Linked DNA regions of Mus musculus: region 1 is linked to region 2. Evidence: chromatin loops called from intact Hi-C (ENCODE). Cell type or tissue: heart. All regions are shown on one strand. Links, peaks and the distances in the headings refer to the core of each region. The heading gives the core; the rest is flanking DNA. Region 1 has its middle 15 kb from the start of Fat1. Region 2 has its middle 72 kb from the start of Gm30397.

The links. Hi-C counts contacts between places; a loop is a spot of excess contacts. Peaks named below come from ENCODE experiments on the same cell type or tissue, not always from the same donor. Only the 100,000 strongest peaks of a DNase experiment are listed, where the experiment ranks them.
Region 1: it touches region 2 in a loop (8-fold over the local background); 5 of 42 quality-filtered maps call a loop at or near these places.

Annotation. Positions count from the first base shown.
Region 1 is chr8:44,929,027-44,941,186 of GRCm38, reverse strand. It overlaps a transcript of Fat1 not described here. Among named protein-coding and RNA genes, the nearest start is that of Fat1, 15 kb to the left of the region's middle. In heart, for the core only: CTCF peaks have their summits at 2,959, 3,883, 5,229 and 6,275; DNase peaks (open chromatin) are centred at 3,066, 3,896, 5,196 and 5,956; H3K4me3 peaks cover 5,665 bases; H3K27ac peaks cover 4,469 bases.
Region 2 is chr8:44,687,852-44,700,011 of GRCm38, reverse strand. No RefSeq gene overlaps it. Among named protein-coding and RNA genes, the nearest start is that of Gm30397, 72 kb to the left of the region's middle. In heart, for the core only: a CTCF peak has its summit at 4,981; DNase peaks (open chromatin) are centred at 3,731 and 4,921; H3K4me3 peaks cover 438 bases; H3K27ac peaks cover 3,106 bases.

The DNA.
Region 1 (12,160 bases), core at 1,940-9,939, 240 kb before region 2:
CTGACGAATGGACAGATGGATAAACAACCAAGAAAGGAGGCTAGAAGGCTGGATTAAACGGGAGAGGACACGCACAAGGAAAATATGAGAGTGCTTCTGTTCCCCTAATAGAAAAGAATTCAGGGGCAACCACCAGGCCAGGAACAGCATTATAGATGGTGGCCCTTTTGGCTCTAAATTCCTGGCTGGTCCAAAATTAGGTCACCACCACCTCAAAACCCTTCAGAACTGCCTACAGGTGATACCACATCAGTGTCCTACTTCAGACTGTCATAGAGCCCAATGATTGTACACTCTACAAAGGACAAAGATTAAATAATGACTGAATTCCCAAAAGGCTTATATAAAACACATAAGCAATACATGTGTTTATTTTCAAGTATACAAGGAGCTCTTGGAATTCAGCAAGAATCTCAGAAGTATTTAAATCTAGATCTTTCAAGAAAAGGCCAGCCTGTTTTCAAAGAGAGAAAAGGGTTAGAGACATCTCAGGGGTTTAGAGGCCAGCTGTTCTTCCCAAGGATCCAGGTTCAATTCCCATCCCTGACATGACAACTCGCAACCATTTGTAACTCCATTTCCAGAAGATCTCTTCTGGCTTCTGAGGGCACCAGGCACACACATGGCACATGACATACAAACAGGCAAAACAGCCAGACACATTAAAAATAATAATAATAAAAGGTTGTTTTTTTTTAAAAAATCTTTGAAAATAGTCAATATACAAGTTTCTAAAGGTTTTAAGTATAGAACTGTTTCTTCTCAGAGGAGTACGAGCCACTTTCTGATCTTAAGTGGTGTATACCATCTGGTTTGAAAGCACCTTTCTGCGGTCTAAGGACAAACAGACATGTCTTTTTGTTGTTGTTGTTGTTGTTTTGTTTTTCAAGACAGGGTTTCTCTGTATAGCCCTGGCTGTCCTGGAACTCACTTTGTAGACCAGGCTGGCCTCGAACTCAGAAACCCATCTGCCTCTGCCTGCTGAGTGCTGGGATTAAAGGCAAGTGCCACCTTGCCCAGTCAAACAGACATGTCGTAATTGAACAACTTTCACCTGCCACACAATCTGCTCAAAAAAAAAAGAACTTTCCTACTGTAAATCCCCAACCACGAAGACTAGAATGCAGTCCTTCCTCTTCCTCTATGAGCTAAGGTCCTTCAGGCATCTAGACAGCATTTGATGCTAGAATGTGCCAATGTGATTTGGTTTGTTGAGTATATGTATAAAACCAGCCAGACCTAGGTGGGAAACAAGTAGCCTAAGAGAATCAATGCCCTAAGATCTCTTCCACTTCTAACCTAGAAAGAAAGGCCTTCTCCAAAGACGCCCAAGAGCTGAAGCCGAAGATGTACCCTACAAAGGAGAAGTTAAAAGGAGACCCTTATTACTCTGAACACACATCTTTGCTATGAAGTTAACTGATCCATTTACTCACACACAATGTGAAACCAATAAAGACACATGGAGTGACTACTTACCCACAAAAATGAACTCACAGGTGGCCCAAAGGACTTTATGAAGGCCTCTAACAGCCTTACTTCCTTTCACAGTGGGGGTTCAAAAAGGGGGGGGGGCTGGCTTATTTAAGATGTTATTTTTTTCAAGAAATGGGCAAACTTTTAAACAAAACTTACACTAAGCTTGTAAAATACTACTTCAGCCACAACTAAGAGTTGTATCATTTAAAAAAAAATCTTGTTTTAAATACCTGTATATCTCTATATAATTTAACAAGGAGAGAGGAAGAGTTCTAATAGATAAGAGCAATGATTTCCGAGATGCAAAGCCAAATAACCCAGAATGAACCAATACAGTTGTGGAGTAGAGGCAACAACTGTGTGGTTTGGTCACACAGCTACGACTGATGTGAAAAAACATCAATAGCTCTTAGCATTAGCACATGAAAATATGCTCCTAAAGTATTAAATATCAAAAATACAAAGCATCACAAGTTAGCTTCTGCAAAGGTAAGTTATGTGCCTTTTAAATCTTTTCTGATTCTAATGTAGTCTAAGTAAATTCTCAGCTTGTTAAAAAAAAAAAAAAAAAGAAAGAAAGAAAGAGAAAAAAGAAAAAAAAATCTCTACCAGCACTCGGGAGTTGCTTAACAAAAGCCAGCTAATGAAACTATAGTTCAGGCACATGAAAAAAAATTAACTACATAGAAAATATTTGCGAATTTACTTTGCTATAGCACACAATTGTCTCCTTGTTTCCAAGGCCCTGCAATTCCCATCAGTGGGGGGTGGGATTCTTCCAAGACAACCGAAAGTTAGCTTCCTAAAAGGAACCATAGAGAGAGGACTGTGAAACAGACCCTCTCTTTTAATAAAGATCTCATAAGTTTATCTTCCAGAAAACAGACAGGCAACTGCCTGGCCGCACAACTACCCCGGAGGCTTAGTCTTGCAAAGGAGCCGCATTAAATCTCGGCGCTGCACTCCTCCGAGCACAGAACATCTAAGAAAACTCAGCGACTCCATTTCAAAGATCCCACGCTCAAGCGATCGGCTCTGCTTTCATCTCTATCTAGAAACCGCTCCAAAGCCGAGATGGACAGGAGTCGAACCCGGAGCCCGCAGTCCGGTTTCCCGGGTCAGACAGCCTGGCGCTGCGGGAAGTAGCATGCTGGCCGGGGAACCGCAGCGTCCAACGCCAACTCTGCAATCACCATTCCCTCCACGTCCCGCCGGTCCCTCCACCCCTCCGCCTCCGCACCCTAGAGCCGCCACTCAACTCTGCTAGTGGGCAAGGAGACCGGCACCAGCCTCGGCCACGGTGCAGCCGGAGGAGCGTGGGAGGGAGAGCCGGCATTCACCCTCGGCCCCAGCCTCAACGCCGCCCTCAGCAAACTTACTGCAAAGTTGGCTCCAAAGTTAGCGACGGTGCGGTCGGGCGCACAGCCCGGGTGCTCAGCGCGCCCGGCGGCCAGAGCCCGCTGTGCCGGGAGCCGCACTGGACCCGCACGTCCGCATGGCGCCGCCGTCCGTCCAGCCCCGCCGCGTCCAGCTCGGCCCGCGCGCTCTAGCTCCCCGCCGTGTGTATCCCTCCGCCCGCGGCCACGCCTGCCAGCGCCGGCTCTCGTTTCGCCAGCGCCGAGACTCCTCGACTCAGTGCGCGCAGCCCGAGGCCGCCCCGCCCCCGGGCAGAAGCGCCCGCCCGCCCGCCTGCCCGCCCCGGGGGCTACCCAGACAGGCGTCCGACCCAGAGCGAGGCGAGCGCCTTTCGAGGAGCTTGCCAGACGGAGAGGGACAGTTTGGGGACTGTGTTAGAATATCGAGCTGCTGCTGCTGCTGGGAGGAATTTCACTGAATGTTCCCTGCTAAGATAGGGGAAACATTTGGTCTCCCCCCCCCCAAAAAAAAAACCGACAGAAAGTGAGGAGAAGTCGCCTAGGACCTAAGAAACAACGCCCCGCCCGGCCCCCAACCCCAGCATTCCTTTAGACTTTTTTTTCCCCCAACCTCCAGGAAATCCCCGAATCCGCATTTGAATGCCTCTCTCCCAGGCTGCAGCCTCTGGGGTGAAAAACTACAGAGGGTCTGGAAAGGAATGCAGTTAGGTCGGAATTTACTTCCTCCTGAAATCCACATTAGGCCAGAAGAAATGCATAAGTTTTCCCGCGACCTGTTAATTCAGACTCACTTGGACCTCAGACTCTCTCGGATCGCCGCGGTGAGCCCCAACGCCAGTCTCCGAGACAGACGACCCCCACGCCGCACCCTCTCAATCCCGGGGTCTGCGGGACAAAGGGTGCTGAGCCTCCCTGTGAGCATTCTCAGCGTTTAATTCTGCCCCAAGGCTCTGTGAGCCTGGCCCCGCAGCTCCGGTGAGAAAGAGAGATCCCCAGCAAGCAGGCTCCCCACTTGCAGAACTCCCTCTGGCGCCCGAGCGTCCAGCCAGCGCATCCTAGTGCTGCAAGTCTATCCCCGGCGCCTGCAGAGCTCCAGGTACCGGCTGAAGAGCAAAGGAGACTCAGCCGAAGCCAGCCACGTTTTGGGAAAGGAAGCTCAGAGAAAAGGAAGGACTTGACCTCGGAAAGTTTGTGGGGCTCGAACATTTTAACGCTGCGAGGACGAAGAGATCAGATTTCCCTAGGAGCGGGTGGAGGCAGCTGCAGAGGGAATTGCACCGCAGACGGGGGCCAGAGTGTATTTCTTTGGCTCAAAGTTAACGTCACTTCTTAAGCCATCTTAAAGCGAGGTGGCTGAAAAAATAATAATAATGGTGTCTAGCAGGTTACGCTTGGGAAGGAAAAGTAGTGCCTGCAGAATGAGTGTGCTGATTCGTACCTCTGAATTCCCCGCTCGGTATTTAGAACACATATATTCACAACACCCAGAAAAGGCAAAACCCAAAGACTCATCTGGCCCCGGCTTACAAATTGCTCAAAGTGCTCGCAGAGTTACCGGTCAGTGAACGCTGCGAAAGTGAGAGACCTGATCTCCAAGCTCAACCAGTTTGCGATCCCCCCCTCCCCTCCCCGGAATTTTAACGCTCAACAAAACATAGACACACACACACACACACACACACACGCAAGCAAGCCGTTGGGGGAGGGGATGTAAGAGGGCCTAGGGTACCGCTGCTAGGAGAGGGAAAGAACAATAAAAAGTATAAATACACATCGTTCAATAACATTAAATCATCACTGGATTTTCTAAATGGTACAAAAAAATTCTTGTTAAAAAAACATTCATTGATATATTAATGCTTACTAGGACTAAAATATCTAATTAAGAATCCTAAATATCCAGGCTTACTAGAAGTTGCACTTGGTCGCTACAGGAACTGCCGAAAGCCAAAAATGCAGTCTCCTGTGTTGCCACATCTTCCTAATCCTTTAGCCACCAACGGAACGAAATGGAGAGATACCTTTTTGGCTACGAGAGAATCACATGAAGAGAGGTGTAGTTCAAGTTCCGCGAACATCCTTTAAATAGTCGATCTTCTTTGACCCTGTCCCCAGAGCCTCATTGAAATTAGGTGGAAGGACTTTCCCCCCCAACCTCCCCCAAAAAACCCGCTCCTCCAGCACTGCCTCTGCACTCGGTCCACCCAAGCTGGTTTTCTAAAATGCATTAAGTGTCGTTCGGCGTAAATGAAGGCTAGGGTGGAAGCGATCAAGCTCTGTCTGGTCCACGTCGTTAAGAGTACCCGGCAGGTCCAAGTTCGAGGTCTACACTGAGCTGAGAGCTGGGAGCGCGCCTTGCCCAATGCTCGGACTAGAGGGCGCTGCGCCACTGCAGATCACTCAGTCCCCAACGCGCCCTCCCAGGGCACCATTTCTATAACAAGTTACACTGAAAATAATGCACAAACGGCTTCACTTCTCAAGTTCTTTTGAACAGCGCTCTGTGTGTATTTTGTGAATTCCAAAAGCTGCGCATGCTTGCCTTTCATTCCCGCGCCCCGTGAAGGCCGCGGGCAGTCCAGTTCCTTGAGCGCAGACCTTGTAGGATACACATGATTTCCCCACTCGCTTACTGTGAAACACCCCCACGTTATTTCATTTACAATTAAAACTTCAATTCTACCAGGCATGCAATGAACAAAGAACTCACCACAGTAGCCCGGTCCTCGGTGCTCTCCCTTCTAGTCCCCGGCAGTTGGGTAATTCCCACGCCGTTTGGATATTTGTTAGGATCCGGGCTCGAAGTACCAACTTTGCCTCCCTTGGATCTTCAGCATATCCCCAAGCAGAGCGCGATCCTCCTCCAGTGCTGGCGGGACTCAGGTGGGCGCCTTCTCTGTGGCTCTCGACCCGGGGAAAGTTTGAGCACCAAAAGAGGTGGAGAGAGAGCGCACGAGGTCTGGGGAGAGCGCCGAGGGGAAGCCAAGTTTGTCAGGACATGTCCAGGCAGCCAGCTGCCGAGTTGAGGAGTTACGGCTGGCAACTGCGGCGGATCTCTCTGCTTCTTTTCCCTACTCCTCCCTCTAGGAGCGGCTGGGGGGAGGGGAGGTGACGTCAGAGCCCCGCCTCGCCCCCGACTCCCCGGAGCTGACCGGGTTCTCCGACTTCATTCGGCCTCCCAGCCAGTTGCAGCTAAGGACGCCCAGGCTGCCTCCAGCTTCCCCGTTGCAGTGATCTCCGTGGCCGCAGCCGTCCCAGGAAGAAATGTCCGTCCCTTTCCTCCCCGCGGAGTCTTGGGGCTCCGCCGAGTGCTGGCTTCTTCGCACTCACCACGGAATCAGCCAGCCAGGGCCCCCCGTGGCGCTCGCCTCCCGGGCTTCGGAAATACCGGGTCCGGCAGCGTTTCCCACGCCTCGGACTGCAGGTGATGCTCTTCCTCTTCTGCAGCTGAAACTCCTCGCAACGAGTCTGTGTCGCCCGCCCGGGTTTTTGCAGGGCAGAACCGCGATCAGTCTCTGCAAGCTTACTGGACGACTCGGACTTTGTCGTCCTCCAACTTCTGGAGATGTGATGTTTTAAATTTTTAAACTATTTAAAATTTTAAATAGTTCTCGTTGTCCAACGCTGCTGTGGTCTTTGTGTTGAAAATCGTATTTTTAATCTCCAAATCCTTTCCAAATGCTCCTCTGTCTTTAGACCTAGTCTGAATCATAGATTTCGAGAGGTAGGGGGAAGCGACAGGGGCGGAGCTAGTTTTTTTTAACGTGTCTTACAAGTAATCTGTAGTGATAATGGCTAATACACAAATCAATTGCCTACACCTTGAAACAACATAAATTTACAAAAATGCAAACCCCGTTGAAGCTTAATTTATAAATGGACATGTCGCTTTTATATAAGCGTCCAGGCTCTGGGAAAATATCTACTATGGGATATTTTTTTAATGCCACTAAAATACCAAAATGCATCTCCTGAACAGCATGAGAAAATAAAGGAGCCATTTATGTAAATTGACACTGCCCCAAAAGATTATTATTAGATTTGAAGGAACCTAGGAGAGAAGGGGATGGGACTGGAGGCAGGTTCTATCAACATGTTTTCATCTGTTTGCGTAAATATATTGGTCTGTGTAGAGGTTAAGAGCAAACAAAGCTAGGGGGCTCAAACGGTAAGAAAAGAGGAAGAGACCGAATGTTGTGGGTGTGTGCATAGACTTGAGAACTGCTCCAAGCTGCAGTGAACTCCCTCATCTGAGGTAGTATGGGACCAATATCTGTTGTGAAAGGTAAAACTTGTACGTTACAAGCAAGCCTCCCTGGGTCTCATCTGTTTGCCACACGGATAGCATCCATTCGTGCAGATATGTTTTTTACTGACCATCTTAGAAAATGTCTAGCATGTATGTAAAGGGTACTTCTTATCGCGTGTTCGCCCAGGCCCCTGATTTTCCTTTGCGATCTGAAATTTTTTATAAGGGAGGTGGGCTGGCTGCGGGGGTGGGGAGGTGGGGGGGGAGGGATAAACTTAGAGACCACTGAGCATCCAGGGGCAGCTGGGGAGGAGGGAATCCGAGAGACTGTTTCATCAAGCAAGCCTGTCAGTGCCTAGTCACTTCTATCCCTCACTATGGTAACTGCGCATGCTCAGCCCTGCTTTTAGGTCCACACTTGATGTTAGACATTGACCACATACACAAGTGCTCAAAATGATGCAAACTCTCCTGAGGCACTGCTGCGTGCACAAGTCAATTTGGTTTGATAAACTAGTCTTTAGAGTTGCTTAGGCAAACCAAGGTATTCCAGTTTTAAAAGAACACAGAGGAGTTTACTTTTTATTGATAGTATTCGGTCTTTAAAAAAAAAGGCACGTTTTTAAAAGTTGAGGACAGGATAATTTGAACAAAACCCTTTGACCTGAGCAATGAGACTGGACCTGGACTAGCCATTGGCTATTTTGGTTTAAATAAAAGTAAATTAACATTCAATTCCTTAATCTTTCCAACTATGTATCATACGTTGACTACCCACATCTGGTTAGTAGCTGTTCAAGTCAAAATGAATTTAAAAGCATCTTAACCACAACAGAGAATACTACTAGAAATACCTTGCTATATATCTTTTTTTTTTCTTTTTCTAAGGCTACATCAAGCATTACATTTCAAGTTCCCACTCCAGTACTGAGTCACTTCTAAAGTATGGGAGTGCAGAATCATGAAAGGACTCAATCATTCCCCAGGTAGTTCTCAAGTACCAACAACTTGCTAAGTGAGATTATGTAAGATTCAAGTCCTAATAGATGAGGTGTGTTTATGGGAATAAGATATAGTAACACGGCCTTATTGCTGTTTTTATATCTTTGCTTAGAACAGAGCACAGGGAAAATAATAATTTTAAACAAGATAGCATTCTCAAGAGCCTGACTAACTCCCAGCACCCCACCCTCCCCTGCATCCCACCCGCATCTCACCTTCTCCCGCACCCCACTCTCTCCACCCCTCTGCACTGTGCTCAGCTCTGTCACATCCCCTTTACCCCTTCTTGCACCCACACTTCTGGGGCTGGCAGGAAGTATCTCACCATGACCCCAGACGTTAGTTATTTTATTTTTGCATTCAAATCCAGCTCTCCTCTAGGGTCTGCGTACACCCTTCAAGAGGAACCTTAAGCCACACAACTGCCCAGCCTGTAGAGCTGTTGATGCTCCTCCTCCTTCCCCAATTCAGAGTAATGGAGGCTTTCTTAAAAATACATCCTAGGCCCGGTGTGGTGGCGCACGCCTTTGATCCCAGCACTTGGGAGGCAGAGGCAGGCAGATTTCTGAGTTCGAGGCTAGCCTGGTCTACAGAGTGAGTTCCAGGACAGCCAGGGCTATACAGAGAAACCCTGTCTCAAAAAAACCAAAACAAACAAACAAACAAAAAATATATATATATTTCTTGATGGTTCTTTTGGATATATATATGCATATATATATATGTTATATGGATATATATGTTACAATACATTAGTATATATTAATATATACTATAAGATATATAGATATAGATATAGATATAGATATAGATATAGATATAGATATAGATATAGATATAGATATAGATATAGATATAGATATAGATATAGATATAGATATATTCTCACAATGTCCTTTATGGTTTGAATTTAAAGTGCCCTCACAGGCTCATGTTTTAAGTTCTTCTATGGCTGATACTGTTTTGGGAGACTGTGGAAAATGTAATACGGCCTGGCTAAAGGAAGCAAGCCACTAGTGACAGCCCTTTGAGGATCATAGGCCCCTCCACACCGCGGTTCTCCAGGAATCAGGCTCAGCCACTCTAACCCACCGAATGGGCTGCCCCGTTCTGCCCTGTCATGATATATGACAATGTCCTGAAACCTTGAGCTAAAATAAACCTTCCTTTCCTTAGGTTGTCTCTGAAAGCCCCGACTGCAGAATTCTAGAAAGCATTCATCATGAATCCCCCCCTACCCTCATCTCATAGATGAGAAACTGAAGTGTACTGTAGATAGGATAGCCCAATGTTTGGGGCTAAAGTCTGCAGCTACCTAGCTGTGAAGCCAACATGCTTGTCTACTGTAATGCAGCGCAGCTCCTGAGAGCCTGCTCTTCGTCCGTGCTCCTTATGAACCATGACTGTCTTACCTTAAACATCAGCAAAGCTGTAGTTTGGAAACTGGCTTGGAAGAGGGTAAAGCCCTGATCAAGCCTCAGCCAGAGAGGTCTGTTCCTTTCTAGCAGCTCTGCTGTGTGTGAAGGAATTCGTCTTCAGAAGTGAGTCCTCTAATCACAGAAGAAGAGCATCCTGATTGTGTTTAGGAATATATCTGCAATGCAACCATTACTTGTTTGGATTTCTTATTTTGCTAGGTAGATATAGATACACTCTGGCACATTGCTTTTAAATTCAAAGTCGGCATATGGCTTTTAGCTTGTTTAGGCTGAACAACAGAAAAACACACACCAAGGATGCTCAATGAATTCTGACAAGGGCTATCTCAGGATTTCATGACCAGCATTTTAATATTTCCCAGCCTTAGTCTAGAATTTCTGGTCTTTCCTTCCTTCCTTCCTTCCTTCCTTCCTTCCTTCCTTCCTTCCTTCCTGTCTGTCTGTCTGTCTGTCTGTCTGTCTGTCTTCCCTCCCTCCCTCCCTCCCTCCCTCCCTCCCTCCCTCCCTCCCTCCCTCCCTCCCTCCCTTCTTTCTTTCTTTCTTTCTTTCTTTCTTTCTTTCTTTCTTCTCCTTTCTTTGCTTCACCCGTGCCTCTAGGTATGTGGTGATTTGGATGAGAATCCTCCCCATAAGTTCATGCATTTGAACATTTGGTCCCTGGTGCTGCTGGTAGTGCTGTTTGGGCAGGGTTAGACAGAAGGTGTGGCCTTAGTGGAGGAAGTTTATCACTAAGGTGAGCTTTGAAAGTTTAAAGCCATTTCTAGTTCACTCTATTTGCTTGGTGCTTACAGTTCAAGATGTGAGCTCTCAGCTTGGTACTCCAGCTGCCATGCCTGTCATTTCCATATCATGATGAACTATTACCCTCTGGGATTCTGGGACTAAAAAAAACTCTTCTATAAATTGCTTCGTCATGGTGTTTTGCCACAGTGACAGAAAGGTAACTAATACAATATGATAAGTCATCTCAGCTGGAGAATAGTCCCCCATCTGCACATTTTTGTTACTAGATCTCTTATCTTGGTCGCACTTTTAAACAAATCTTGAGGAGGAACTCTCAAGATCTTACTTGTGAAATGTGGTATTGTGGTGTCCTACCTGTCTGTTCTGTAACACCTGATATATCAAAAAGCAAGATATGAGTTCTTTCCTCCTCCTCATGGGTCTATGACTCAATCATGGCCAGTGAGATGGTAGAGTAAATATGCTGGGGCCTCCACAAAGGAAAAACAGAACAAAACCAACAAAAAATAATAACCCTTCTTTCTAATAAAGATGCACGAGAAATATTGTCTCTAAGGACATTGTTGAGTTAGAACATCATACCAGGGACTGGTTTGAGTACCTGCTTACGGAAGAAGAGATCTGAACCAGGATCTGTGTCGGGTGGGAAGCCAATGACACAAATCACTTACATCTTGCTCAGGACTTTATATGGGAGAGCAAACATTTCCATATTATTTAAACTGGCATGTATCAGAATTTGTGTTCTTTGAATCTGGCATGATCTATGACAACTAAAATCCTTTTACAAATGAACAAAAAACTATTTAGAATATGACAGTAATACATTGTATACCTCTTTCCACTTGCTGGTTAACAGGAATTGGGACTCATTCTAATAATAAAAATGGAAAGATTCTTAAGGTTTTTCCTTCAGCAGCAAGTAAACTGGTCTCCTGTGGGTAGTTAAGATGGTTACTATTGATTGTTAGCTTGATAGGATTTAGAGTCACAATGGAAACAAACTTATCTCAGCCTGTCTGTGAGGGAAGGATTATCCAAATTATGTTCATTGAAGTGTGAAGACCCAAGCTAAATGTGGGTGGTATCATTCCATTGATGGGGTTCCTAGCTGAATAAAAGGGAGAAAGTGAGCTGAGAAGAAGCAGGTATCACTGTCTACCTCCTAAGTGTGGCCATCTCGAGACCAGCTGTCTCCTGTTCCTATTTCCACACTCACTTCGAAACAATGGACTGTATACCCTGAAACTGTAAGCCAAAATGAGTTCCTCCAATGGTTAAGTTGTTTCTGTCAGGTGTTTTATCACAGCAATTAAGTCAAGTAACTAATTCAGGTTACATAACAAAAAACAGCAAACTGAGTGTCTTCAGCCATAGTGATTTGTTTTCCCACAGTTGGAAAGGCTGAAAGTCTAAGGGCAAGATGCCAGCAAAGTTGTTTCTGCTGAGACCATTCTTCCTTTACCTGACTTACCTGACTTACGAAATTCCCTGGTAGTATTCTACAATGGTATTTACTTCCTCTGTATTTGAACCGAGGGGGGGGGGGAGAGAGAGAGAGAGAGAGAGAGAGAGAGAGAGAGAGAGAGAGAGAAGGAGAGAGAGAGAGAGAGAGAGAGAGAGAGAGAGAGAGAGAGAGAGAGAGAGAGAGAGAGAATCTTCTGGTAGCTTCCTCCTCTGCTAAGGGTATAAGGAGATAACTGCAGGCTTAGATTTTTCTACTTTAATTATGGCTCTTAATGCTTCAACCTCCCTTAAGCCCACCACCCACCAGAGGTAGGGTAAAAGAACGTTTAATAGGAAATGGGAGAGGTGGACCTGTTTAGAAATAGTTCTTTGGGACAATTCTAATCTTCGTTGTCAGCAGCCCA
Region 2 (12,160 bases), core at 1,489-9,488:
TCTAAAGGAAGCATAGAGATGGCTCGAGAAGACATCTTAGCGTTCAGTCATGTTGGCGGGCATCCGAGTTGTGCCTTCTACTGAGCTGGCTGGGCAGGGATAAGCAGCCGTATCAGCAGAGGGAGCTAAAACAGTGGGACTGTAAGGCAGAGGAGGAACATCAGGAAAGAAAAAAAGCCAGTTTGGGATTCTGCCGCTGCAGATTGAGCTTCAGGGCAATCACTGTCATAAGAGACCACCCCAGGAGCGCAACGCTCAAATGTGATTTTTGAACCAGGAGGACCTCCCAAGTGTTGGGGGGTTGATGTATCTATTTTATGTGCTTATCTCTGCTACCCTTTTCTGTGGTTGAGAGGACTTTGGGTCACACACTTTATCTTTCCTTGAATACATGTACTTGGTGGATGCCTGGGCCGTGAGGGAACGTGATAACGTGGTCGTTAGTCAGGGCTGGGAGAGCAAGGCTAAGGCAGATAGTCCGAATGTCTGCCTGAAAGTGGGCAGGTGGTGATCAAGTCAGCAGATATCGTTTGCTGAATGCCATCAGCCAGGATAAGTGCTAGGACGTGGCCATACAATGTCCCCTGGGGTAAATTTCACCCTGGACCTTCTACAGACTGATACAGATCCACTCGAGACTGGGGAAGTCATGAGCTCCAAAGGCTAGGGCTTCAGGATGCCATATATTACAAGACAAGCGCCCTGGCAACAAACAGCAGCGCTGTTTGTTTCAAGTGAAAAAAAAAAAAAAAGGTCTATTTCATCTTTAGTTAAGAGATCATGCTTCATACAGAAGGACGTAGTCTTGCAGAAGGGCACGAGGAAGCCATAGAATGATCAAAGAGTAAACCAGCATGACCCAAGGAGACAGGGCAGGGTCTCTGATAAAGGGAGACACAGAGATCTAGATGATAACGTACCCAAATGGGAGGACATTTGCTGCTGATAGAGCCCTGTTGAAGGTGGTGTTCCAAACCCCAAACCCCAAACCCCAAACCCCAAACCCCAAACCCCAAACCCCAAACCCCAAACCCCAAACCCCAAAGCAATTCTGAACTCCAAGGCTCCACTTGAAAGGAGTATCTCTAAGATTCCTCTCTTCACTCCACCTTCTAGAAGTCTCTAAATCCCTTTCTCCTATCATACAAGGAAGGGCCTTCTCTGAGACTCTCTACCCAGAAGGAATGCAAATTATCATCAAAGTACATTAACCAGGAAAGGTTAACTACTGGGGAGAAGAGGCTAGTAGATGCTGGAGCCTCTGATAGCTCTCCTGGATACGCACTTGCCGTTTGTTCTTCTGAAGGCTCCTCTGAGAGGTTGCCCTGACGACGGTCCACACATCCTTGTTCATAGTCATCTCCTCCTATAGCCTGCCATCACTATCCTCCAGAGACTCTCCAGGCCACCCGGACCCAAGCCTCTATTTTTTTTTCTCCGTAGCATGGGAAGTTATTTAAGCTTCAACTGTGTGCCGTATGGCCCTTCTGGGATTCTCTTCCCTTGTGTGTAATTCTTCCCTTGTGCATGGTGATATGTCCCTATGTCTCTTTCTGTCTGTTAGTCAGCACAGAGTTAGTCCGTTCCCGGAAATCTTCACAGGGCAATGGACCTGCACTAGAACGGCCCACCTTCCAAGGAGAGCATCTTGTGCGCACCAATGCACAGTGAGGGTTTGACTCTGAAGATCAGGAGAGTGATCTCTTTTCACTACTGCTCTTTTTAGTCTTTGTTTCTTCTCTCCAGTTACTTCAAACTAAGCCCATTATACTTCAGCCACGATCCCAAAGAAGGAACCGATCAAATGAAGAAGGCCCAGGATGAGTCTGAACAGGAACATGAATTCCTGAAATAAAGAAAAAGCACTGGGAAGAGAATCTTGACCAACAAGATACATAGAGAACCAGCCAGATGAATGGGCCCAAGGAATGAATGGAGTAACTAAGGATACAAACAGAAGGATGGAGATGTTAGCTTAGATGAATACCAAATTGGTGGTGGTGATAAGACCAATAGTAAGAAGTTGGTTTTAAAGGTGAAGACACAAAGAACTTGGAGTCTGAGACACCGAGGAATATGCAAGTTATCGCTTCTCGGCCTTTTGGCTAAGATGAAGTGTGAAATATGCAAGTTGTGGTTGTTGGGCTTTAGGCTCTGTCTTAGTTAGGGTTTTACTGCTGTGAACAGACACCATGACCAAGGCAAAGACACCATGACCACTCTTATAAAGAACAGCGTTTAATTGGGGCTGGCTGAGGTACAGTCCATTTTCCTCAAGGCGGGAGCATGGCAGTATCCAGGCAGGCATGGCACAGGAGGAGCTGAAAGATCTACATCTTCATCTGAAGGCTGCTAGTGGAAGACTAGCTTCCAGGCAGCTAAGGTGAGGGTCTTGTAACCCACACCCACAGTGACACACCTACTCCAACATGGCCACACCTAATCTCGCCACTCCCTGGGCTGAGCATATACAAACTATCACAGGCATCATGGGAAGTTCAGGGTTTTCCCAGAAGGATGGTGGTTAAAACAGCGGGGTATGGAAGATTGCGTCCTGGGAGTAAGTGTCACAAAGGAAGTAGCACAAAGATTCAAAATAGAACTAGGAAGTGCAACAATAAGTAAGATAGAAGCAGAAAATTAAACAGGAATAGAGGAAATGAATGGTTAAGAGGTAGAGGAAACACCAGCAGAACACTGGTCAGAGCATATAAAATAGCATGCGTACATACGTTATCTATCTATCTATCTATCTATCTAATATAGAGCATTTATATTTATAAATACATAATAGTATATTAGAAAAGGGTCAAATAATGCCATATAGTCAATGAGTGTAAGCTTTGGATTTACATGTTTCAGGGGCAACAGTAGAAGCCAGTCCATGCTGAGACGTAAGGACCAGATTGACAGGCTGGGCAAAGACCGCATTTGAGAGGCAGTGGGCAAAGGCCACCTGTGCGATGAGACCAGGCCCTCTGGTGTGGCATTGACAAAAGGCTGTTAAGGGCGTTTGAAGCAGTACACAGCTTTTCAGGCCTGGAGATTTCTTTAAAACAAAACATAATAAAAACAAAACCTGTACACCTTCTTTACTGTGAATTTTAATGACCTAAGTACATTTAAGAACTGCATTTTTTCAGCCTTATGAAACCTCCCACTTGGCTAATGAGAGAATACAATTACTGTCTAACCAAAGTAATTGAATGGCTAAGTAAGGTCATTTATAGAATGCACAGAGTCATGAATGCAAATAAGTAATTGCATGTAATGTTTCTCTGCCTTCCCAGCTGAAGTCACTGGTGCCAACACCTGCAGACCAAACTAGTAGATAGGCCACACCTAGTGAGGCGCTGGTGGAGTCATTGACGCTGGGCTAAGGGTTCAATGGTGTATGTTATGTGTGAGCCTTGGGTCTGACATGCCCCCTGACGAAAATCCTCCTTTTTTTTTTTTTGGTGACAGTTCTCTTCCTTGGAGTTTGTCCTTAGTATATTTTGTTATTGCCCTCTTCCTTCCTCCTTCCCTCCCTCCCTTCCTCCCTCCCTCCCTCTGTAGACATTAAGATTCTTGCTGTCCGTGTAGATATGGTACCTCTCACGTGATCTGATAAAAGTTCCATTGACCCTCATGCTGCCTAAGCCAGACCTGAATGAACCCCAAGCTGCCCCTCGCCCTGGTGCCTGAGTTTCAGACCTCAGCAGGGCCAGATTTCCACAGTCTCCCCGCAGCAGCTGCCTCGTCTCTCCACTTGGCTGTGTTCCAAGAGCACAGCCTGCTGGCCCTCATTCATCAAAGTTCATGATGCATAATCACCAATAAAGAGCTACTTTCACTGAAAAACACATTCAGTTTGATTCTGGGCTTTTTTTTGTTGTTGTTGTTCAGAGACAAAATTGAAGTTAAATGGAAGGAGTGATGTTTCCCGTTCAACCTCAAGCCACTGAAGAAGCTTTCTTTGGGGGGAAAAATGTATTTTGCTATTGATGGGAGCCAGCAAGGGAAGGGATCCGAGCAGTTTCCAGCCGAGATAAGGGAAGACCAGGATGCATGATCTGGCTGTGAAGGCCTTGCTTAGGGATTAACAGTCCAGACAGTGCTTCGGTTCCTCACTATGGGGAACGAAACCTCAGCTATTACTGTTGCTTATTTACAGTTTGTCAACAAATACCTGCCTGTTGTTTCCTAAACATGTCTGGATGTTTTCCAAAATGAAGTTGGTATTCTTTCTATCATAGCAAACCACAATATTTCCTGCATGAAGAAAATTATATATGTATTTTTGTTTTAGCAAGTTACTCTTATATTGGAGAGTAGAAGTATTGTGGAGGATACTAAGGGTATCAAGACCTAAAATGCAGTTCTGCTGATATACTGATTTTATACCAAACATCATCTTACCTTCTAGTCTACCCTTCACCCTTAAAAGTATCTAAATTGGATTGCCACTTATCTTGTCCTTGGGAACAGTTTTCATTTTAATACTTAAGTAATATACATTGAATATTGGGCATCATCACTTCCAGTTTAGAAATGTTCTTAACATGTTCAATAAATGAATGGATATTTATAAATGTCTCTTTGCATTAAGTCAGCCTTTACACAAGTGCTGTTACACCTGTGTTGGAAGATGCTGAGAATCTTCCTTCACTTTGATGAAATAGGTGATTTCTCGCCAGAGAAGATCAATAGAATAGAGCTGAACATTTTGTCGATATATTGAGACTCTTTTATTCACAGTCTACAAACAGACAGAGTCACTCTTCAGCAGCCAGGCGTTTAACCACTAAATATAGCTCACAGAATGTGAAGTCACCAAAAAGACATCACAAGCATGGGAAAACTGAGAGCCCCGTGATTTGCTTTCTGCGATAAGACTATTTCAAAGTACTTCGGGGACTGGAATGAGACATCAGACTCCCGGGCGGTCTCTAGAGGCCCTTATTTTGGGAACACTTACAGAAGATAAAAACATGTTTGTACACTAAAGACTCAGAAAAGGGAATACGTGCTCTGCTGGCTGCATCTGTGGTAGCAAAGGAAGCAGGCACTCACTGTGTGTATAAATCAGACCGGGCACTTCATTAGCCTTCCAAATGTCTGACTGAGAGAACCCAGTGAGATCAAGGTGAGGAGAGGCCGGGGAGAAGAAAATGAGCAGCTGCAGGAATTAGTGTTAATCAAGTTGAGGACCGGAGCATTTGGAAGAGCTTGGCATCCACGCGCGCCTTTTCCTGTCTCCTATTTAATCCCTGGAATTTCTCACGTCTTGTGTATTTTAGAATGGGAAGTGCCCAGCTTAGAAATTATTTTAAGTTCCTTTGTGCACAAAGGACGCCTGACTACATTTCTGAAGTCTTTCTTCTCTATACTAACTGATAAGAGCCCACTGTGTCTATTGATGGGAATGGTGGTAAACTCCAGATGGGGCTTGGATTCACCTCTCTGCCTGTCCATCTCTGACTCGAGTTAGCAGTGGAGCCAGTGAGAGATGATGGGATGGGGCTGGTGGCAGCTCCTGCAGCCTCAACTGTCTGCAGAAGAGAAGGATCTGTAGGTTGATGCCCTCTTCCCTTTTGCAACCGTCCCAGGCAGACTGGGTAGGTGGTAGAAGCAAGGCTTATTCTGGGTCTTAGCACGTGGTTCTGAACGAGATTTAAATACCGCACTGATGCACCTGCTGGCCTAATAGACATCCAGTGCGTTCTAGGATCGGAAGGCTTAAAGCCCTCCTTGCTAAATCAAGACAATCAGAAACTCCATTTGAAGTATTTGGGGGAGAGCCGGGGAATGCTAGGATGAACAGGCAGTGTCTATTTTTATGTAAATTCTGTATTCCTATCTTCTTTTTAGACCCCTCTAGGTATAGCCTGCAGAAAATGAGAATATAGCCTGCTCAATTATTACAGCTCTAGGGAGAGTCCCTGCAGGAAGGGAAACATCTCCAACTGGTTCTTGGCTTACATGTATTAGTGATACTTTGTGGCTCCTTAGGACATATATAACTGTAATATAGTCTTACTTCGCCTGTTACAACACCCATATGGGGCTACACTTGTAACTTCTTAGGAGGATCCAGGGGGTCACACTTAGTAACTACATCTTTGAATAGCTGTTGAACATCTCTGTGCCTTAATGTTTAAACCTGTAAACAGGGTGCAGAAGTGTAATCGAGTTCCTTGTGAAACTCTTTTTGTTTGTTTTCTTGGAATTGCAGTGCACTGTTAGACCTGACATGTAGCATGGAAAGTTATCAGCAGTTAAAATGCTGACTCTTCCTAGTCTGTATGTTTTTAATCATCGCAGAGGCAGCTTGAGTTGTCATCTTTCCTCCTTTGGCTTTCTATCTTCTCTCAGGCTGCTTTATAAGACGCTCCATGTGCATTTCTAAGCCTGTGGTTTCTGTTCCCATTGAAGGACCACAGGAACGTGGGCTAAGATGCAGATTCCCTGGAGCTGCCTTCAGCAATTCTAACTCTGGGTTTATGGTAAGGCCCAGAAGTACATGGTTAAAACAATTTTCAGGTACTTTTGGTCCAGGTACTCGGACTGATCAGGTAGAAAGTCCAGGGTTGTGAAGTGCGCTGTATCCATCTGAGCCTTTGTTTGATCATCAAGCTTTTACTTATCAAATAACCAACTGTGTGGGAGGCATTAATCTAGGATCTGTACATACAGTTGAGGACAGACATGGACTGTTTCCTCAAAGGCCTCTCAAAGGCTGATGAAGATGCAGAGCAGTTAAGTTCATTTATATACCTTCAGAGCCAGGCAGAGGTGACTTTAAAGGCACACATTACCCAGCCCTTAACAGTCATGTTCTTTCTATAGTATTTATTTTATTCTATTTGTTTTAAAATCAATGTTACTATGAACATTTTATACCTGTACATGTGGGAAGCTTTCTCATGGAACAATATTAGAGAGTTTTGAGTCCTCCAGTGTAGATGATTATCAAGCTTATTAGACACTGCTAAATTGTTTCTTAAGCAATTTGGATTAATCTCGATGCTCACCAACAGAATATACAACCTGCTACTATGACATACTCCTGCAGTATTTTGCTTGGCAGTGAAAGAATGAATCCCTTGTGATATAAAGGGAATGGCTAAATAGGCAGAATGCTAGGGAATTTACAGAGATCTTCAGAGAGTGACTGGGTCACCTATCCCTTTACATTTCCGAACGCCTTGCAGAACGTAGAAGTGTTTCAATACAGTCACTCTTACCAAGAATGACTGTGTTAAGTCATCTGCCCCAAAACAGACACGATTTCGATCTATCCCTAGGACTTTTGTGTGAGTTTCCAGTGTTGGCTTTATGTCTGAAGAGCATAATGTGACCCTCATAAATAATAAGGTCAGAAGTCGAGTTAGTGTAGAGAAGTTCTATATGCAAAAAAAAAAAAGACTGCTTTTAAATATAGTAAAATCTGAGCTGCGTCATTATTTAGGAGAGTCAGGATGCAGAGCAGCTGTGGCTGTCTAACGTAGCAGGTGCAGGTCCTCAGTCGGTCTCCATAGTGCAAGCAAATTTAGGTCACTGGGAAGGCAGCTCTTGCTGTTCCTGTCAGGCTTTAAGCATCTGAAAAATGATACTGTGTTTGTTCCCTGGGAAAGCAAAGCCTTCAAGGGACCTTCAAAGGATGCAGAAAACTCACTAAGTTCAAGAAGCCTTCGGAGAGGAAGATGTCAGAAGGGGTGTATGTGTCCTTTCCTGCTCCAACTTTCAAAGGGAGTTGGCATCTCAATGCTGGCTACTAGACGGTGACATTTTGTGGTGATTCCCTGCTGTTTCCTCCAGAAAGCCACCAACATACTGGGTAGACTTCATGACCGAGCTAATCAGAGACTGAAGTCAGCGTTCTGAGTTCATTACATTAGGTATCTGCAAAGGAATGATGAAAGTGACATCATGATGCAGTCAGTGCTCATACAGGAATGAGGACTGGCCTTGGATCCTGGGAACCCATGGAAGAGCTGGGTACAGCAGCAGTGTGCTCTTGTATTTCCAAGTACGCACTTGTACTTGTATTTGGGGAGAAGGAGACACAGCAAATCTGGGCCTTCCTGGCTATCTATTCTAGCATATAAATGAGTTCTTGGTCAGTGTGAAGCCCTGATATAAACACACACACACACACACACACACACACACACACACACACACAAACACACACACATACACACACACATATCACGAAGATGGAAACCACCAAACTTCCTTTTAGGAAAAAAAAATTCCATTCAATTAAAAAAAAATTCCTATTGCTTTTCTGTCATGCTTCCAGCAGTGAAGTGGACATGCAGGGAAGACAGGGAAAGAGACATGATATTTACTTCTAGAAATTTCCAGCTGGTCAGACCTTTGCCTTGAAAATGGAATAAAGGCAAGTAGAAAATCATGTGCCTTGTCAAATCGAACTCTTTCCTCACTCCAGTTTGCTTGCAAAAAAAAAAAAAAAAAAAAAAAAAAAAAGATAGCTTGCAAGTTTAACATCAGTGAATTCCAGTCAAAGACAGGCAGCAGCGAGAACTGCAGGCACTTCTCCTGATGTAGTTTGCCAACGAAAACTGGGAAGGTGTAGCACAGAGAGCCATTTTACCCGTGTAGAAAAGCAAGGCCTCTCACATCAAAGAGATGGCTATCTTCGGGAAAGCCTTGCTTGCTTCTGTATATTTGGCAATACGGTGGATTTGAACTGGACTAGTGTCAGCCCCGGGGGTGAAAAATGGAACCGGCTGAGTCTATCTGGAAGCAAATACTCCACAGATGGAGAGGGAAGTGGGAGGTTAGCTCAGACCACTTGATTTTAATTAAGCAGCTTTCATTTTTTTTTTTCTGTGTGTGTGTGAACTTGGAAAAGAAAAAGCAAGCAGAACTGATAAAGTCCATGTGACACTGGATCAGTTTCCTCACCACCTAGATAAACAAGAGCACGTCTCTTAGGGGCAAGGCAAAGGACCTACCTTGCAATTCCTTTGCCTGAGGAGGCATGTGTTCTTACTGCTGGGGATGTGTGGGGAGTATTTGAGAGGAATAGACTCAGAGAAGGAGCCTCTATTCATTTTTGGCATATGTCTGTAGAATATGTAGCAGTGATATCTTCTATTTAAAGATGTTTGACAGGACACCCGAGAGAGAGGAGGGAGCGTGGCTTTTGTGGTTAGAAGAACAGATGGACTGATGGGGCAGCTCCCGCCCTGCTTCCACAAGCAGCTCCAACACTCTCCATTAACATTTAGGATGAAGCCACCCAGAAAGACCAGGAAGCCTGAAGAAGGAACCCCGCCAGCCTCCAGGTGTACACAGGCCCAGGAGCAAACTACTTCATTGCCCAAAACTAAGGTTGACTCCAGGGTCTCTTTTTGAACCCTCAGAGAGAAGTATTCAACCATTCCTTCTGCCATCTCCATTCCTACCTCCAAACTTGATACCACCTGCTACCTCCTGTCCTTAAGCCCAGCCCTTTCTTGCTTAGAACTGATTATCCAGAAAATCTAGTAGCGGTCATTGTTGGACTTTTAATATTGGACATATGCTGGATAGGTCATTTCTCCACAGGGAGTGATTTTTACCTCTCAGGGGACATGTGGCAGCATCTGTGACTATTTTAGGTTGTCAAGACAGGGCAGGAGCACCGCAAACACATGTATGTATGTAATATACAACATTTCTACAGAATATCGCTCTCAGATTGTCAGCAGCATTGAATCTGAGCAACTACAATTTTAAGTGAAGATCTGATATTTTGGCTGAGGAAAGTTGGAAGGGTTGAGTGGAGTCGCAGCACGCTGCACTGGCGGATATAATTCTGGGAGTTTTGCTTTAAGCCATTTTTCGTTGGCTTTTAAGTAGAGTTTGTAGACCTTTTTTTTTTTTTTTTGGCACTCAGATCCTTATAGTCCTAATTGTTAGTCTTCTTATGAAGTGTGGCAGCTCACACATCAGAATCTCATCCTTGTCAGCTGTGATCTTTGAGGCAGACATAAGGGATTTCCTACGAGTCTTGGAATCTCCGTCTCCTGGTTTTGGCAGGTGGGAGGAATCTCATTGTCTAATGATCACTTTTGCCTCAGAGGAAGTGGCAGGCAGAGTGAGAAATAGTGGCATATTTCACACTCCTCATTGTTGGAACATTCTCCTTTATTTTGTTAAATTTTCATTAAATAACTCCCATGTGTTACATTATTAATAATGTGAACCTGTTTGTTAGGTAAAGTAAATTTAAAGAAGAATAGATTTTTATTTGAAACTTGCGGAATGTTCTACACTTTATTGACATACATCTTTCTTCATCACGGCCCAGGGTAAGCATTGTTTCTGGGGCAGGTGGCACTCAGGCTTCTTTTGCTGTTCTGTACTCCATCACCTCAGGTATGGCAGAGAATTTAGTGCAGATGCCCAAATATTAGCTGACCTCGAATCTATGGTACATCCAGTGCTAAAAGATCTTGGATGTGTGTGTGTTTGTGTGTTTGTGTGTGTGTATGTGTGTGTGTGAGTGTGTGACTTGTACTGAACATACAGATATTTACATCTATGCTAAACATATTTAATATGTTTAGTTACATGTATGTATTTAAAATCTCATATTTAAATGATACACCAATTGAGCAGTATTTATGTTTCCCTTTCAGCGGTTGCAAAGTAGTTTTAGCTTATAATATTCGCCTTTAGATTGTGATCTTCATCATCACTAGAACTATAATTTTTCCCCAAATGGGGTCTCTGGTTGGCTTCAAATTCATAATCCCCATCTTCTTGCATCAGTCTCCAGAAGGCTGGACCCTGCAGTGTGCGCCACCATGCTCAGCTTGAGGTTTTTAGTGGCTATCTCCTGTCATGTTTTGCGTGTTTTCAGAGACCGTAACTTTTGGATTATATAACATGTTGCCTTATGAACTGTTATTCAACCCTATGGACCCCCTTACAGAACCGGAAGACTTATCTTTTGCTACTCATCTTTCATCTGTCCTACATTTACATTCATAATCATTGCTTGTAAGTTTGACGTCATTTACTTCTAGTAATGACAGCTACAGCTGTCCAAAGTCTCTTAAAGGAAACTCTGAAGGGCAACATCTCTAATGGCGAGCTACCTGTCATTGGGGTCACTGCAGTAAAATTTGTTTTTCATAAATCAAATTTTGTTCTTCATAATACAATAGTCAAGACAGCATCGCTGATTCTAAAAGATCATAAAGATGAGGGATTCTGTACTTTAAAGGAAAACTTCTCAACTTAATATCTGAGCATATACAGTGCCTGTATACTTGTCTCTTTTGTATTATTTGGAATTATGATTCTTCGAACAACGTGGTTCTCAACCTGTGAGTCGTAACCCTTTTGGGGGTTGAACGACCCTTTTATGTGGGCCACCTAAGAGCATCTTAAATATCAGAAATTGCACATTATAGTTTGTAACAGTAGCAAAATTAACATTATGAAGTAGCAAGAAAATAGTTTTGGAGTTGGGGGTCACGACAACAGGAGGGTATTAAAGGGTAGCAGCACTCCGAAGATTGAGAACCATGGATCTAACCTATTTACTACTTGATTGCAGTTCAGATACACTGAAAGTAATCTGAAAGGATTTGGAAGCTAGTTTAAGAAAATAACTTTTTTTTTTAAAGGTCAAGCTCAGTTAAATTTTAATTGAAATTTTCTTTAAAATGTTATTCATTGATATAGTCTGGTTCCTTTTCCAGGCCCTAAAGTATAAGGGAAAAGGTACTTATTCTTAAACCCAAGCTGACTAATACCCACAGGAGAGACACCACAGAGCCCAGGTGTTCTGCTGGTATGACCTCATCCCCAATCTACCACATGTTTACCCCTGGAGAGGGAGCAATATGTTTCTGAAATAATTTGTCGGTTAAGAAAAACATTAAGGGGAAAAATGAATATAATATTAGGCCAGAGCGCATGGATTCCAGGTGTGCATTCAAGATAGCTGTTTGACAAATGTACGCATTTCCTGAGTAATTACGCTTAGCTTTGGGTTGTATCGTAAAGTCATCCAAACAACAGAATGCAGAGAAGGCAATACAAAACGGGCGCCATCTGGATTTCCACCCCTACCCCATTTACTACCTAAGTGACCTTGAAGAAGTCACAGTTGCTTTTAACTTTCCTTCGAGAGTGCTCCTCCCAAGGA